Linked DNA regions of Homo sapiens: region 2 is linked to region 1. A link is an interaction called in ENCODE POLR2A ChIA-PET data of the cell type or tissue named here. Cell type or tissue: B cell. All regions are shown on one strand. Links, peaks and the distances in the headings refer to the core of each region. The heading gives the core; the rest is flanking DNA.

Region 1 (8,338 bases), core at 285-8,284:
AGAGATGCGGGGAGCTGGCTTAGGAGTGTGGCGCTCCTCAGTGCGCAGTGGGAGCCACACCACTCCTGCCTTCTGCCTGGCCTCGCAAGTTCAGAGCTGCTGCCTTGTCAAGAAAAATCCATGGGCCAGGCGCAGTGGCTCACGCCTATAATCCCAGCACTTTGGGAGGATGAGGCAGGCAGATTGCTTAAGGCCAGGAGTTCAAGACTAGCCTAGGCAACATGGCAAAACCCCATCTCTACAAAAAATGCATAAAAATTAGCCAGCATGGTGGTGTGCACCTGGTCTTGAAGATCCACTGAGCAATCAAGATACCCTCCTGGGACGTCAGGCCTCAGATCTGCAGCAGCTTTTCTACATCAGGTTGGAGGAGAATATTTGAAGTTCTTATCTTCCTCCAAACGTAAGACCACAGGCCCACAAATGGAAGGCTGAACAGACAGCTGTGTCCCCTTGCTGTCTGGCCGCCTCAGACACCACAGATCTCCCGGTATCACTTTATCCATCAGGCCTTGGCAGGGAGGCCACAAGTGGGCTGTCTTGTTCCGGCCTGTGGCTGCCAGCCTTACAGACCAGTGGAGCAGGAGAGATGGGCCTCAGAGGAAGAGCGGTGGGACACCAGGAAAACCGCCTCGGTGAGATGGCCTGCATTGTGCGTGACTGGTGAAGACTTCCGAATGGGATGACTCCCAGGGGGTGTTGAGTAAACAGACGGTTGCTGTTTGCTGTGCAGCTGGCTCCGAAGGATGTGGAGGATGGAATCTCAGTATGTGAAGTTTTTTTTGGTTTGTTTTTTGTTGTTTGGTTTTTTAATGTTCCTTTTCCATCTTCTGCATGCTGGGGCACCAGCCGCTGCCCCAGAATGGGTTGTCCTGGGAAACAGGTCATGCAGGGCTACCGATGTTTAGTCTGGAAAAGACATGCAGAGATAAGGAAGATGTTGAGGCAGGACAGAACCAGGCTCCTGTTAGTCCAACAAAAGTTTACTGAGCAGTGACTTTGTGTCAGGCACCTGGGAATTGTGCCGCATTCTGAAGGTACAATCATGAATAAGACCCTGACCACAAGGAGCCCTCAACCTCTTGAAGAAGACAGACCCAAGCAGATGACTTCAACATAATGTGGTATGATGGAGAGGGATGGAGGGTATCTCTCCTCTAAGAGTGAAAGGGCTGTCAACTGAAAAACGGATGCCTATTTTGTGAACTTTTTTTTTTTTGAGATGGAGTCTCCCTGTCACCCAGGCTGGAGTCCAGTGGTACAATCTTGGCTCACTGCAACCTTTGCCTCCCGGATTCAAGCGATTCTTCTGCCTCAACCTCAACCTCCCATGTAGCTGGGATCACAGATGCACACCACCACACCCAGCTACTTTTTGTGTTTTTAGTAGAGATGGGGTTTCACCATGTTGGCCAGGCTGATCTCGAATTCCTGACCTCAGGTGATCTGCCTGTTTCGGCCTCCCAAAGTGCTGGGATTACAGGCGTGAGGCACAGTGCCCGGCCTATTTTGTGAACTTTAATGAGTGGTTATAATTGCTGGGGACAGGGTCAGATTTCAGTTCACAAGAAAAAACAACTTTTGGAAACCATTGGCCCACGTACAGATGCTCGACCTCCTCAGCGAGAGTTTTCTCTGGTTCTGAGTGAGCACAGCAGAGCTTCCTGGTTAGCCTCCTCAGAAGGACCCAAGCATTCTGTGTTGGAGTCAGGAGCATACCTAAAGTCCCTGGGGGACCAGGCTGGGCCAGCCTGCAGTAGGGACATGGCCTCTAGGGGTGTCCTTTATGGATCAGCTTCTGGATAGCGGCTTTCATGGGCATGATTCTCAGGTTGGTTAGGGATGGATTATCCATACCCCAGGGCTGAGGGGATGTGCAGTGATGAACTGATGGAATTGAGCAATGGCCTTAGGAAAGATGAGCCCTCAGCATTCGCTGGTTGGGCAAGCGTTCACTGGCCAGCCACTGTCTGGCCTCTGGGCACGTGACAGTGAGTTGTGCTCAGCATTTTGGGAAGGGATTACTGCTGAGAGAGGCCTCAGCAAAGGAGATGGGAAGCAAGTCCAGTGTAACCAAGCCAGGGCAGAACAGCCACCTTAGGAGGAAGAAAAGGAACTGTTGAGCTGGGGATGCAGGCCCTTGAGACTCAGGAGGATTTGAATTTGTAAGTTAGGAGGCTGAAGTTTTCAGCAGTAAAAGGAATAGCCTTAGCCAACCTTTAACTCCTTACCATAGAAAGTTCCAGGGCTGGGCGCGGTGGCTCACGCCTGTAATCCTAGCACTTTGGGAGGCTGAGGCGGGCAGATCACAAGGTCAGGAGATCGAGACCATCCTGGCTAACACGGTGAAACCCCGTCTCTACTAAAAATACAAAAATAAAAATAAAAATTAGCTAGGCATGGTGGCGGGCGCCTGTAGTCCCAGCTACTCGGGAGGCTGAGGCAGGAGAATGGCGTGAACCCGGGAGGCAGAGCTTGCAGTGAGCCGAGATGGCTCCACTGCACTCCAGCCTGGGCGACAGAGTGAGACTCCGTCACTTAAAAAAGTTCCAGAAGGCCTGGCGCTCTTTCTATTGTCACTGCAATTTCTGATGATGGAGAGAATGCATATTTTTTTGCTAAAGAGTCCAATCCTATCTCCTTGTTTGGTCCTCTTTGCTCTGGAATTGCTCTTTCTGCAGAGGGGATTTTCTACTTTAAAAGAAAAAGAAGATCATGATGAAGAAGGAAGTACTCTCAAATTTCTTCAGCCTTTCTCAGCTTACTGCTGGACTCCTGCCAGAATATTAGAGTATCTTTTTAGAGCTGCATATCTAGGGTTCAGGATGCCTCTTTTTCTTCCACTAATTTCCTGTTAATAGGGCTGTGTTGTTGTTTTTCCCACACACATTTATTAAGTGTGTGCTCTGCTAGTATCAAAAGAAACAGATATGGCTAGAGAATGAGCTGCCACCTTGGTGCTCCCAGTCTAGTAGGGAAAACAAAAATAAAAATTAAATTATATCAAAATAAAAAAAGAAAACCAAATAAGTATACAGCAGTCTGCTAAGTGCCCACAAACACAGAGATGTAAACGGTGCTATGGAATCATGAAAGAGCTAGTGAAAATAACTCGAGTTGGGGCCCCTCGTTCCTCTGAAGAGCTGGATTTTGTCAAGTGAATTCATATTAGATTCTCAAAGCTGTTGGAGGTAAATACCATTCAGTCATCTCTTATGTGCCAATCATAAGCCATGGCACCTTACAAACATTGTCTGTCTTTTTTTTTTTTTTTTTTTGAGACGGAGTCTAGCTCTGTTGCTGAGGCTGGAGTGCAGCGGCGCGATCTCAGTTCACTGCAAGCTCCGCCTCCCCGGTTCACGCCATTCTCCTGCCTCAGCCTCCCCAGTACCTGGGACTACAGGCGCCCGCCACCACACCCGGCTAATTTTTTTGCATTTTTAGTAGAGACAGGGTTTCACCATGTTAGCCAGGACGGTCTTGATCTCCTGACCTCGTGATCTGCCCTCCTCGGCATCCCAAAGTACTGGGATTATAGGCATGAGCCACCGCGCCCAGCCCAAACATTGTCTTCTTACTCAGCACAGCAAAGCTCTGCAGTTAGTTTTTTTTTTTTTTTTTTTTTTGAGGCGGAGTCTCGCTCTGAGGCCCAGGCTGGAGTGCAGTGGCACAATCGCAGCTCACTGCAACCTCCGCCTTTTGGGTTCAAGCGATTCTCCTGTCTCAGCCTCCTGAGGAGCTGGGATTACAGGCGTGCACCATCATACCCGGCTAATTTTCGTATTTTTTGTAGAGACAGGGTTTCACCATGTTGGCCAGGCTGGTCTCGAACTCCTCACCTCTGGTGATCCACCCACCTTCGTCTCCCAAAGTACTGGGATTACAGGCATAAGCCACCGTGCCTGGCCTGCAGTTAGTATTAATAAACCCATTTTACAGATGAGGAAACTGAGTTTATTAAACATGCACCATGATTAAGTGGCAGAGCTGGGTCCCTAACCCAAGTTTTCCTGGCTCCAAAAACCTTTTATTAGACCCGTGTTTATGGTGCCTCGGTTTCTGCTTTGCTGGTTTATTTTTGTTCCTGGATCACAGCTTTAAACTTGCACACAGAGCTCTAGCACCCTGACTGGCAAATAAGCATTACTGGCAATGCAGCCAGCTGCTGTTTCCTGTGTTTAGAGACCACATTGCAGGAAAGTGTTTTAAGAGTTGTTTTGAGTGTTGGTTCTGTTCCTCCGTGTGAAAGTGTGGATGCTGTTCTGAGAAAGAGAAAGGTGACGCGGATGCTCAGCGTTCTGTGGCAGTTCCCATTTGGTGGGGATTTGGAGAGGAATTGATATGTCACTGGATGAGATCAGAGTCTTTGTTCTGTTTGGTCTGAGACCATGTGGCATCATGAAATCAATGGACTGTGAGGTCAAAGTTCTAGAACTAGCTCAGCCGCTGTTCTGTCCTGTGACTTTGGGTAAGACAGTTTATGTCTGCTTTGCCCATCTGTGCAATTTAGTTCTTCAAAGCTGCAAGGAGCACCTCTGATGAGCCAAGCACTGGGGTCCATGGCCCCCAGAGATAAACAGGATGTAATCCTGGCCCCAGTGAATTCCTGAGAGTAGGAAGGAGATAGACGCATACACAGTAGATAATCACAAAACAAGGAGGCACCTGCTGAAGGCAGAGCCCATTTTCCTCCAGTTTGCAGCGGACCATCTTGGAACTGCAGGGTATTTGGAACTTCTTTACAATTAAATAGAGAGAGAGTGAGAGCTTACATTTGTTCTGAACCTACTATGTGTAATTTTACTCTTTTCCCAATCCTGAGGAAAGTAGTAAGCAGTACTTCCATTTTACAAATGAGAAAAGCAAGACAGATACATTAAAGGATTTATCCCACTCAGAAGTGACTGTGCCAATGCACTGAAGTTTATCTGGCTTTAGACCCCTCAGCTCTCCCACCTCACCCTAACAGCCCTTGTAAGATTTCATTAAAAAAATTTTTGGCTGGGTGTGGTGGCTCAGGCCTGTAATCCCAACACTTTGAGAGGCTGAGGCAAGAGGATCGCTTTGAGCCCAGGAGTTCGAGACCAGCCTGGGCAACAAGGAGAAACCCCGTCTTTACTAAAAAAATACAACAACTGGCTGGGCAGGATGACTCACAGCTGTAATCCCAGCACTTTGGGAGGCCGAGGCAGGTGGTTTACCTGACGTCAGGAGTTCAAGACCAGCCTGGCCAACATGGTAAAACGTGTCTGTACTAAAAATACAAAAATTAGCTGGACGTGGTGGCAGGTGCCTGTAATCCCAGTTACTCAAGAGGCTAAGGCAGGAGAATCGCTTGAAAACCTGGGAGGCAGAGGTTGCAGTGAGCCGAGATTGCGCCAGTGCACTCCAACCTGGGCAACAAGAGCAAAACTCCATCTCAAAAAAATAATATATACAAAAACTAGTTGGGCATGGTGGCACAGGCCCGTAGTCTCAGTTACACTGGCTGAGGTGGGAGGATTGCTTGAGCCCAGGAGATGGAGGTTGCAGTGAGCCAAGAATGTGCCACTGTACTCCAGCCTGAGTGACAGAGCCAGACCCTGTCTAAAAAAAAATTCTAAATAGCGACATTCCAGCATCCCTGCATTATTGAACTGTTGTCTCCCTGTCTTCCCCTCAGGCTCCCTTCTGTATTTCCTGGCATCACTGTCACCTTCTGGCCCTTCCTGCTCACCTTTGCCTCCCGCCCCCAGGCTCTTCTGTGTGACTCAGCCACCTTTATGAAAGCCGCCTTTATCACTCAAGCCCTTGCATTTTCAACACCTCTGGGTCTTGCTTATGTTTGTTGATGAATCCATGGATAACTTCATCCTGGGTACATTTTTCTCTTAGATGAAATGTTATACAGTCGGCCCTCCATGTCCATAGGTTTTGAATTTGTTGTTTCAACCAATTGCAAATCAAAAATATTGGGGGGAAAAATTGCATGTGTACTGAACATGAACAGAATTTTTTCCTGCCATTATTTCCTGAACAATACAGTATAACAACTATTTACATAGCTTCTATGTTGTAATCGGTATTATAAGTAACCCAGAGATGATTTAAAGTACACAGGAGGGTGTGCATGGGTTATATGCAAATACTGCACCATTTTATATCAAGGACTTGAGGATTTCGATATCTGAGGGAGGTCCTGGAATCATTCCCCTATGGATACCAAGGGAGTACTGTACGTTCTTTTCAAATATTCTCTCCTTTGAGAAAATTTCTCAGGTTGCATTATCCATTCCTAACTCCTATATACTACATTCCCATCTCGAGGCAGAATGTGTTTATGTGCGTCTGTGCTGCCCTGGAACATTGTACGTACCTGATGCCGTGCCTCTGGTGGAGCACTTACCATTATCACATCATCAAAGTCAGCTTATGTCAGTTTCCCAGACTAGACTGTGACTCCTTGGAGAGATAGTATCTTAGTCTTTTATCTTTCCCTAGCCCTTTGCATGGTGCCTGGTACATAATAAGCACTCCATTCATTCATCTCTTTAATAACCTTTTATTAACATTTATTATTTTGTATACCCTGTGCTAGCTGAGATGGTGCCATTGCACTCCAGCATGGGCAAGAGGAGCAAAACTCCCTCTCGAAAAAAAAAAGGCTCTTATAAGGGTACTATTGCTTTTGAGGCAGAGTCTTACTCTGTTGCCCAGGCTGGAGTGCAGTGGCAGAATCTTGGCTCACCACAACCTCTGCCTCCCAGATTCAAGCAATTCTCCGGCCTCAGCCTCCTGAGTAGCTGGGATTACAGGTGCCCACCACCACACCCAGCTCCCACCTCCATGCCCAGCTAGTTTTTGTATTTTTAGTAGAGATGGGATTTTGCCATGTTGGCAAGGCTGGTCTCAAACTCCTGACCTCAGGTGATGTGCCTGCTGAGGCTTTCCAATGTGCTAGGATTATAGGCATGAGCCAAGGGCACTAATCTCATCATTAGAATTCCTCCCATGAACTTGTCTAACCCTAATTACCTCCCAAAGGCCCCATCTTCAAATACCATCATATTAAAGGTTAGGGCTTCAATATATGAATTTTAAGAGGAAACAATTCAGTTCAGTTCATATCAGCCATCAGTGACCTGGAGAGAATACCTATGTGACTGAATGGTGGGAATTTGAGGCCAGGTGGGACCCTACTCCATCCTGCCACAGCCCTGTCAGCTAGCAGGGGTCACAATGGGGACCATCCTCTCTGCCCTTCTTTCCATTGTGGCTGCACTCAGCCTAGATCTGTCTGGCTGACCCATGTTCCTTTGAGTCCAGATGTCCAATAAGAAAATAGAAACCATAAGAAGTGAGAAGGGAAATGCCTGCAGCCTCTAGGAGTGAAGATGGTGAAGGCTAAATCTCTTTCCTAGGTCTCTCACTAACCACTTGGGATCACTTCCACATGACTCACTAGTATATGTGATGGTCCAGCAGGCACTGCCACCATCATCCCAGGACCCACTGCCCAGAGGCTGAAAGGTGTGTTTTCAGGAGCTGATTGACCCTTGTGCTCCACAAAATAGTCAGTCATGGGGAGGGGCTGCCATTCCCAAAATCTCTTAAGAGTTTCAGACCATTCAGAGTTTGGAATGCTGTGGAACAAATTCCTCCATCAGTCAGGAGAATGAGTATCCACTTATGAGGCATAGCTTAGAGCAAAGGAACCGCGTACCAGGATTTAGAAAGTGTGGGCTCTAGTCCCAGCGTTTCGCCTGATTTGCTGCATAATCCTGGGTAATTCATTTGTGCCATCCCAAATAACACTCATTATACCCCATGATGTACCAAGAACTGTGCTTGGCTGCTGGATATGCAGGAATAAACAAGGATGCCTCTGTGTTTAAGAGCCGTAGTGTCATAACCATGTAATTCAGGCTGTGAAGAGGTACACGAGGTACTAAGAGACCTGACTAAAAGCCACGTAGCCCAGAAAGCACAAGACTCACAGGATCCAGGAAGGATCCACTCTAAGGAGGTGCCACTGGAGCTGAGGTTGGGAAGACAGGGAGTTGGGCAACTGGACATGTTGAGGGTGAAGGGGTGGGGCGAGGAGGGGATAGTGTAGGTGAAGAGGTCAGTGCGTGCATAGGCACGATGGATGAGAAATCCTGGTGCACCAACGCAGTGTATTTGGGGGCAGAGGAGCTGGAGAAGCTGGCGACAATTGCATGGTACTAGGGAGTCTCAGTTTATTTTGAAGGCCCCGGAAAGGCACCAAAGGATGGTGAGCAAGTTCACGATGTAACCAGATTTGTCTGAGAGAGCATAGCCTCGCCACTCAAAATGTGGTCCTCAGACCAGCCCTTTT
Region 2 (8,338 bases), core at 205-8,204, 1.4 Mb before region 1:
TTTGCACTCAGATGGACATGTGAAAAGTGAACTCTAATCCCAGGAGCTGAGTTTTGATTCTTCTGTTTCCCGTTTTCTTTTCTAGGATTGTTTGAACTTGTCGTTAGTATAATATCTTTCCTCTTTTTCACTGACATGTTCATCTACTGGATTCACAGAGGCCTTCATCATAGACTGGTATATAAGGTAAAGTCATTTGTGGTGAAAAGAGAAAAAAGGTTACACATTTCAGCAATGTATGATTATAAATTCTGTTCTCTATTTCCAAGAATTTCCTCTACCCATATTAAATGTCTAAGTAGCCATAATCATAACAGGTACAGGGTGCATTTTGTTCATATTCTTCTTTATGGGTCTAAGGGGCTGTCTTAAAATTCGTCTGTTCCGGTAACAGGTACACATGGACTTACAGAGGGAACAATAGACATTAGAGACTCCAGAAGGTGGGAGGATGGGAGAGGAGTGAGGGATGAGACGCTCCCTATTGGGTACAATGTGCACTCTTCAGGTGCTAGGTACACTAAAAGCCAGACTTCACCACTGTGCAGTATATCCATGGAACACCACTGCACTTGTACTCATAAATCCATATAAAATTATACTGTTTTAGGGCGAAGAAGGACATTTTATAGAATAAATAATTTTGCTGATCTCTACAGGATTTGTTAGGTTGTTTCCAACATGAGTGTGAGAAGCTAAGTTGAATGTTGCACGGGGTAAAGTTTGCAGTGCTAATTGTGTCCTTTTCTCCTGCAGCGCCTACATAAACCTCACCATATTTGGAAGATTCCTACTCCATTTGCAAGTCATGCTTTTCACCCTATTGATGGCTTTCTTCAGAGTCTACCTTACCATATATACCCTTTTATCTTTCCATTACACAAGGTGGTTTATTTAAGTCTGTACATCTTGGTTAATATCTGGACAATTTCCATTCATGACGGTGATTTTCGTGTCCCCCAAATCTTACAGCCATTTATTAATGGCTCAGCTCATCATACAGACCACCATATGTTCTTTGACTATAATTATGGACAATATTTCACTTTGTGGGATAGGATTGGCGGCTCATTCAAAAATCCTTCATCCTTTGAGGGGAAGGGACCGCTCAGTTATGTGAAGGAGATGACAGAGGGAAAGCGCAGCAGCCATTCAGGAAATGGCTGTAAGAATGAAAAATTATTCAATGGAGAGTTTACAAAGACTGAATAGATTATTGCCCAGTTATTCTTAAGTAAGGACAAAGAAGGAAATATCATCGTATTTCTTTTTTTTAATAAGGAAAAAATAATATCCATACAGTCAAGATACATAGTAAATGGTATCATTTGGAAATCAGCATCGTGGGCACTGCTGAGGAATGATCCTAGTGGTAGGTCAGAAGAAGATGCTGTGAACACCAGGACTTTAATCTTATGCTTAAAATGCCAGATGTTGTTCGGGGGACAACTTGTATCTTTCTAGCAGCAGATCTGTAGTTTGTATAGCCTCAACAACAATTTTAAATAAGATGGAGAATAAATTATTGAGGGGACTAGGCTATATGCATTTGCCTTCATCCACCCATGTTTATTAAGAATCATTGTGCTTAATAATACCAAGACTAAGCACCATAACCAAGAAATACTAATGTAAAGATTGTTTCTTGTTTCAGGAATGGTTAATTCTTCAACGTTGGTATGATAATGATAACTTGTTTTGACTTGAATAAAGTACTACATCAGTGTGGAAAAAAATTCTGATACATTAGCAGCTATGTAAATGACCTAATTGATAGCAGGTGTAATAAGACTATCGTCTTCCTACACATAGGAGGCTCATTCTCTGGACACACTATCACCTATTACATTTTACTGATTAACAAATAAATTGGAATTTAAAAATATCGATATCACCATGATTTAATCCAGATCTGGGATTATGTAGCTAAACATTGTGATGATTATTATTTAAAACCATTATTTAATAAGAGTAAAAATATGTGAATCTGGATATATTTAAAAAAAGAAATTTGATGCCCAGATAATATATTAGGCACTACTGATTTTTTAGTTAAATTGATGCACTACACTTTTGATGTTTGAAGTTACAAACCTGTAATTTTTTTGTAAAGGAAATAATTGCCAAATACCTAGGCCCATTGCTGACGATTAGTTCTAAAATCTTATTCCTCCTCTTCTCCCCTCACTTTTCCCTACTTCCTCTGCAAAAAGATTTAACAAATACATTCATAAGGAAATGTGTGTTGTAACAAATATATTGCAAAAACATAGTTTGTAAAGGCATTCTATAAGCTATTTATGTAAAATCAATAAAAGTTGATCATAATTAAACTGTATCAGTTGAGTATTATAGCAGCACAAAGTATTCTTTGTACAGATTTTGTGCCAATTTGAAGCCACAGAAATGATGTGGATTGTTAATTGTGTTTTAGAACATCCCCGGACACTCAGTGTCACAGGGGGAAAGAAGTGGGTACCACATTCTGTTTATATTTCACATTTTAACTAGATTTGAGTGTTTTTAGCAAGAAATCAGTCTTAAAATCTAATGTCTGGGATCCAGAAGAAAATGTCTTTAATCTGTGAGTTATTGTCACAATGTCATCTTATTTAAATGTACCAATTAGCATTTTGTAATAGGCAAATGTCATTTAGTGCTTTTCACCAATCCCACTCACCCCCGGTGCTCCGCCTTGCCTAAGAAAAAGAAATTAAGGAGAAGTAAACTTTATTTCCTAATATAATGTCAGCTGATATTTATTGAGCTTTTCCTCTTTGCCCAGAGACTAGGACCCAAAGAAGTTAAGTAACTATTCCCAGGTTTATTTCTCTCTCATATGATGTCCCATGTGGATGTTTGTGGTCAGTGGACAGCTTTCCACCTAGTCTTTCTGCGACCCAGGCTCCTTCCTCTTGGGGCTCTGCCTTTCTCTCAGTCCATAGAGCCCTCTTTGTTGAAAGAGCACATAGGAAAAGAAGGAAAAGTCTGTGTGGAAAATGTTTCTGGGTCAGGCCTGGAAGTGGTGCATATCTCTTCCGCCCATGTTCCTTTGGACAGAACTCCGTCACATGGCCCACCTAGAGAGATTTTGGGAAATGTGTCCAGCTGTGTGCCTGGGAGGAAGGGGGCACCATTTTCTTGAGCAGCTAGACAGTTTGCCGTATTTGTGGTGTTCTCCTCTTGTTGATGTTGAAATGGTGAATGAGCCATAAAGTATTTCAGGTTATCCACACACTAATCATCTCAGTGTCTTTAATTCTTAACTCCAATATGAATGTTTAAAGCTTCCTCTAGATTCTTATTCCTATATAACTAATAGAGAAGAAAGGACAGCTTCCTATGGGGAAGACAGAGGCTTCCTCATAGATGTTAGGAATAATCAAACTTGCCCCTGCCCTTTCACCCGTCTCAAATTCTGGTCTTTTAAAGCAGCGTTATGTTAAGTAGTCCTAACATTGTAATATACAGTACTGCCACATTCTCCTACTTTCTATTAGAGGAAGTCAGAGAATATTTATGGAAGTGAGGACCCAAATTACCTTCTACAGATGACTTTTATAGTTACAGGACAGAAAGTGAAAATCAAGGTTACGTTTTCTACTTTTGTGGTAGAAATTGAGAAGTGGGTGGATATGGTTCGAGAAGACCTTTCAGAAACACAGAGACTGAGTCTTTGTCTTCCATGCTGTCTCTGCAGTACTGAGTGAATTTCCTTATACCCTTGTATCATGTTTTCCTCCCATCTTCTAGAAGCTGGGGACAGATTTGGAAGAGAATTACACAAGTTCAGTTTTTTGATACATGGATTTTACAGTGCATGCAGGTTATTTATGTAGAGAGGAGGTCTGGGAGAAAGATGGAAACTAGGGAGATGACTGAGAACAAAGATATTTGGGATTAACACAGATAGAAGAAAAGTTTGAAACCATGAGATTGTCACAGCATGAAAAAAGATATTCAAAGACACTAACCAACTTGAGGGGTGCAGTGGTCTGAATGTGTCCTCCAAAATTCAAATGTGGAAATGTATTTGCCAGTGAGATAGTATGTAGAGGTGGGGCCTTGAGGAAGTGATTAAGTCATGAGGGCTCTGGGATTAATGACTTAAAAAGAGGTGTGAGGCAGCTGTTCAGCCCTTCTGTCTCCTGTCCCTTTTTTTTTTTTTTTTTTTGAGATGGAGTCTTGCTCTGTTGCCCCAGGCTGGAGTGCAGTGGCGTGATCTTGGTTCACTGCAAGCTCCACCTCCCGGGTTCACGCCATTCTCCTGCCTCAGCCTCCCGAGTAGCTGGGACTACAGGTGCCCGCCACCACCACGCCCGGCTAATTTTTTATATTTTTAGTAGAGATGGGGTTTCACCGTGTTAGCCAGGATGGTCTTGATCTCCTGACCTCATGATCTGCCTGCCTCGGCCTCCCAAAGTGCTGGGATTATAGGTGTGAGCCACCATGCCCAGCCCCTTCTGTCCCTTCTAACGTGAGGACCCAGCAACAAGGTACCATCTTGAAAGCAGCAACTGGGGACTCAGCAGACACCAAACCAACTGGTGCTTAACCGTGACTTCCCAGCCTCCAGAGCTGTAAGAAAATAAATTTCTATTATTTATAGATTACCCAGTTGAAGATACTTTGTTAAGGCAGTACAAATGGACTAAGACAAGGGGGAAGAAATTTGCATTCCTGATCTTCCCAACTTCTTCAAATTCACAACACTTGAATGACAGTCTTATTTCAGCACTTACTGCTATCACCTATTACTTTTATGTGTGTCTTACCTATTTGAGATGCCAGATTCCTTGGAAGTAGAGACCGTGTCTGAATCATCATTGTATTAAACCACTCATCCTTAACAAATGCCCAAGCCATGGTTAAAGTTCAATAAATACTTTGTTGAATTTATTAATAAAATGGCAGAAATGTCATTCTCTTCCATATATGTTTAATAAATCCCTGATAGGTGCTAAGCACTGCACTAGGTAAAAATTCTCTTCTGATGCTGTCTTTTTGGCCAACCATTTTTTTATCATTTATTCATTAGCTGACATTTGCTAAGTGCTTTGGAGGGGTCAAAAGGGGAAGTAATGAGAAATCAAAGATGGTCCCTACATCAAGGATAAACTATCTTTTTTTAGTCACTCAAAGTCATAACCCTTTGGAAACAAAACCCACCAGTACCCCAGATTTTGACCACAGATGAATCAGTACTACAAGGACTGGTTAGAGGGTTGAATGAATCTGTATACTCAGCACTTAACACAGCACTCTGGGTAAAAGAAAAAAGATCCTCAAAGATATTAGTTGGTTACATCAAGAAAGGACAAACTTAGGTTAATCTATAACTTCATCTCAGAGGAACAGGAACTTTGGAGATAAACAGGGCTCTGCCACTTGCAAGTTGCACCATCCCTGGTTTCTCCATCTGTAAATTGATTAAAACACTGCCTATCTAATAAGATTAAATAAGTTAGAAGCATTCAGTTAAATGTCAACTGAAACTATTGTTCATGTAAATTGTGCTTGATGCTTTTTCTTTCTAGATTCAATGATTATTGTCATTTTACCTCCATAGGCCCTCAATAGAAATCAGTTGCAGAGGGCAGAAGCCTAGATATTTTCACCTTAAAATTGGAGGGTGAAAGACATTGAGGTGAAGTAGAGATAGAGGGTACACAGAAAAATCGTATAAGTAAAACTAACATCGTTAACATTATTTACTGTAAGTTATCTTTGTAAGAGTGGTAAAATACATTGTGTTGTTAAATAATTTCATTTAAAAAATGCATCACTTTGTGTGTTTTTATATTGCTAAAACCATAAGGCCAGTCTACAAGGTTTGTAGATAAAATAGAAACATACCTTCCTTGAAAAGCAGAATAAATTTTTTAAAGGCAGGAAGGAAGTGTTTGAACCATGTGTCAACAAGCTTTACTGTCAAAGCAGGCTTTTGGTATGGGAAGAAAAATACTTATAAATACTTGTTTTAATATTTGCTTTATTAAAATACATTTAAAATACAGCATTTTTAAATCTCTAAGCTCAACTTGAAGATATAAGAACAGTAAATTTGATAAAAATGAGAAATTACATTCCCATTTCTTTAACAATTTGTAAATTCCAATTATCCTGAACATTTAATACCATTTACATATTTTATTAATCACATTTTCTTAAACATTTGATAAGAGATTTAATATTTTGATCCAACTACCAAAAAAGCAGACTTGTGTACTTGACAGATTTTTCTAAACACTTCACAACTCACGATTCAAACAAAGACAAAATAGCATATCAAAAGTTAATCACTCAGTTGGAAAGCACTCATACCATAGGCTTTTATTCATTTCTTGAATAATTTTGTTATATCTTCCTCTTTTAGGCTGCAATGAGCTATAATTGCACTACTGCACTCCACGCTGGGTGACAGAGCAAGACCCTATCTCTAAAAATAAAAAAGTATATATATATAAAAATATCTTCCTCTATTATAATTTAACTCATTAAGCCATTTATTTAGATGTAAACTTGCCCCCCTGACATGTGGTATGAAACAAATAGAAACCTAGAAATTTAGTGCATATTCAAATATTAAGACAGACACTGGTGTGGTGACTTTTGTCTGTCGCTTCATTGGGACGTTTTTTCTTTCTGATCAACTTAATGAAATTATAATTTACTATAATTAAGTGTAGCCATTTTTACTGTAGAGTTCAATGATCTTTGATGAACGTGTACACCCATGTAACCACCACCCCCAATCAAAGTAAAGAACATTTTCTTACCAGAATAAATTTCCTCTCCGTTTGCAGTCATTCTCCCCAGCCCTAGGTCACCACTGATCCACCTTCTGTTACTGGAAGGTTAGTTTTCTTCCCTGATTTAGAATTTCATATAAATTAAATCAGATAGTATATACTCTTGTGTTTAGTTTCTTTAGCTTAACATGTTTAGAGATATTTGCTGTTGCCTGTGTCTGTAGCTTTTTGTTTTCATTGCTGAATAGTATTTCATTGTAATATACCACAGTTGGTTTATGTATTTGCTGATGAATATTTGTGTTATTTCCAGCGTGGGATTATTATGAATAAAGTTGCTACAAACATTTGTATACAAGTCTTTGTGTGGCTATATGTTGTTATTTCTCGTTGGTAAATATCTATTAGATTTGCTGGGTCATAGGGAAGAGATATATATGTATACGTTTAATTTTATAAAACACTGTGAAACTATTTTCCAAAGGGTTGTACCATTTTACCCTCCTGCTCCCAATGATGAGAATTCCATTTTTCCCGCATGTTCACTAACACTTAGTATCGTCAGTCCTTATTTGTAACCATTCTAGTGGGTGTGAGGTAGTGTCCCACTGTGGCTTAATTTGCATTTTCCTGTGACTAATGATGTTAAGCACCTTTTCTCCTGCTTTTTTTTTTTTTCTTTTTCAAACTTTTTATATCTTTTGTAAAGTATCTGTTTAAATCTTTGGCCATTTTAAAAATTAGGTTGTTTTGGTGTTATTGACTTATAAGATTTTGTATATATTGACAAAAATTCTTTGTTAGATGTATGTATTACCAATATTTACTCCAATTTAGCTTGTCTTTTCATTTCCTTACTATCTTTTGATAAGGAAAAAATGTTTAATTTTTATTCAGACCACTTTATCAATTTTTATCTTTCATAACTATTGCATTTTCTGTCCAACCTAAGAAATCTTTGCCAATCCCAAAGCAAGCCTGGAATTTCCTTTGTGACAAGGTTTTTGATAATGAGTTCATTTCTTAGAAGATAAAGACTTCATGTTTTCCTCTCTTCCTTTCTCAATTCTGATACATTATTTTTCAAGAAATTGTTTACTACATTTAAGTAATAAAATTTTTTTGCCATAAAGTTGTAACATTCCCTATTTCCCTTTTAATGCCTATAGGATCAGTAGTTATATTTCCTATCTAATTCCTGATATTGATGATTTGTGTTTGCTCTTTTTCTTGATTAGTCTGAGATGAAATTAATTTTATTGATTTTTTTTTTTTTTTTTTTTTTTTTTTTTTTTTTTGAGACAGGGTCTCACTCTGTCATCCAGGCTGGAGTACAGTGGTTTGACCACAGCTCATTACAGCCTCAACCTCCCGGGCTCAAACAATCCTCCCTCCTCAGCCTCCCAAATAGCTGGGACTACAGGCACGTGCCAGCACACCCAGCTATTTTTGTTTGTTTGTTTGTTTTGTAGAGATGAGTTCTCACTATGTTGCCAGGGTTGGTCTTGAACTCCAGGACTCAAGCAATTCTCCCACCTCAGCCTCCCAAAGTGCTGGGATTACAGGCGTGAGCCACTGCGCCCAGC

Evidence for each region. Peaks named below come from ENCODE experiments on the same cell type or tissue, not always from the same donor. Only the 100,000 strongest peaks of a DNase experiment are listed, where the experiment ranks them.
Region 2: POLR2A ChIA-PET joins it to region 1 with 6 read pairs; 1 of 35 experiments calls an interaction of 5 or more read pairs at or near these places.

What each region holds. Positions count from the first base shown.
Region 1 is chr11:122,671,121-122,679,458 of GRCh38, forward strand. The region is part of intron 1 of UBASH3B (ubiquitin associated and SH3 domain containing B); the gene reads left to right. Among named protein-coding and RNA genes, the nearest start is that of UBASH3B, 20 kb to the left of the region's middle. RefSeq lists an enhancer at 24-524. In B cell, for the core only: no CTCF peak of the experiment used is centred there; a DNase peak (open chromatin) is centred at 4,332; H3K27me3 peaks cover 449 bases.
Region 2 is chr11:121,306,301-121,314,638 of GRCh38, forward strand. SC5D (sterol-C5-desaturase) reads left to right here. Exons shown (of 5, transcript NM_006918.5): 4 at 86-186; 5 at 757-7,110. The coding sequence ends at 1,212. Among named protein-coding and RNA genes, the nearest start is that of SC5D, 18 kb to the left of the region's middle. In B cell, for the core only: no CTCF peak of the experiment used is centred there; a DNase peak (open chromatin) is centred at 3,621; H3K4me3 peaks cover 399 bases; H3K27ac peaks cover 1,586 bases.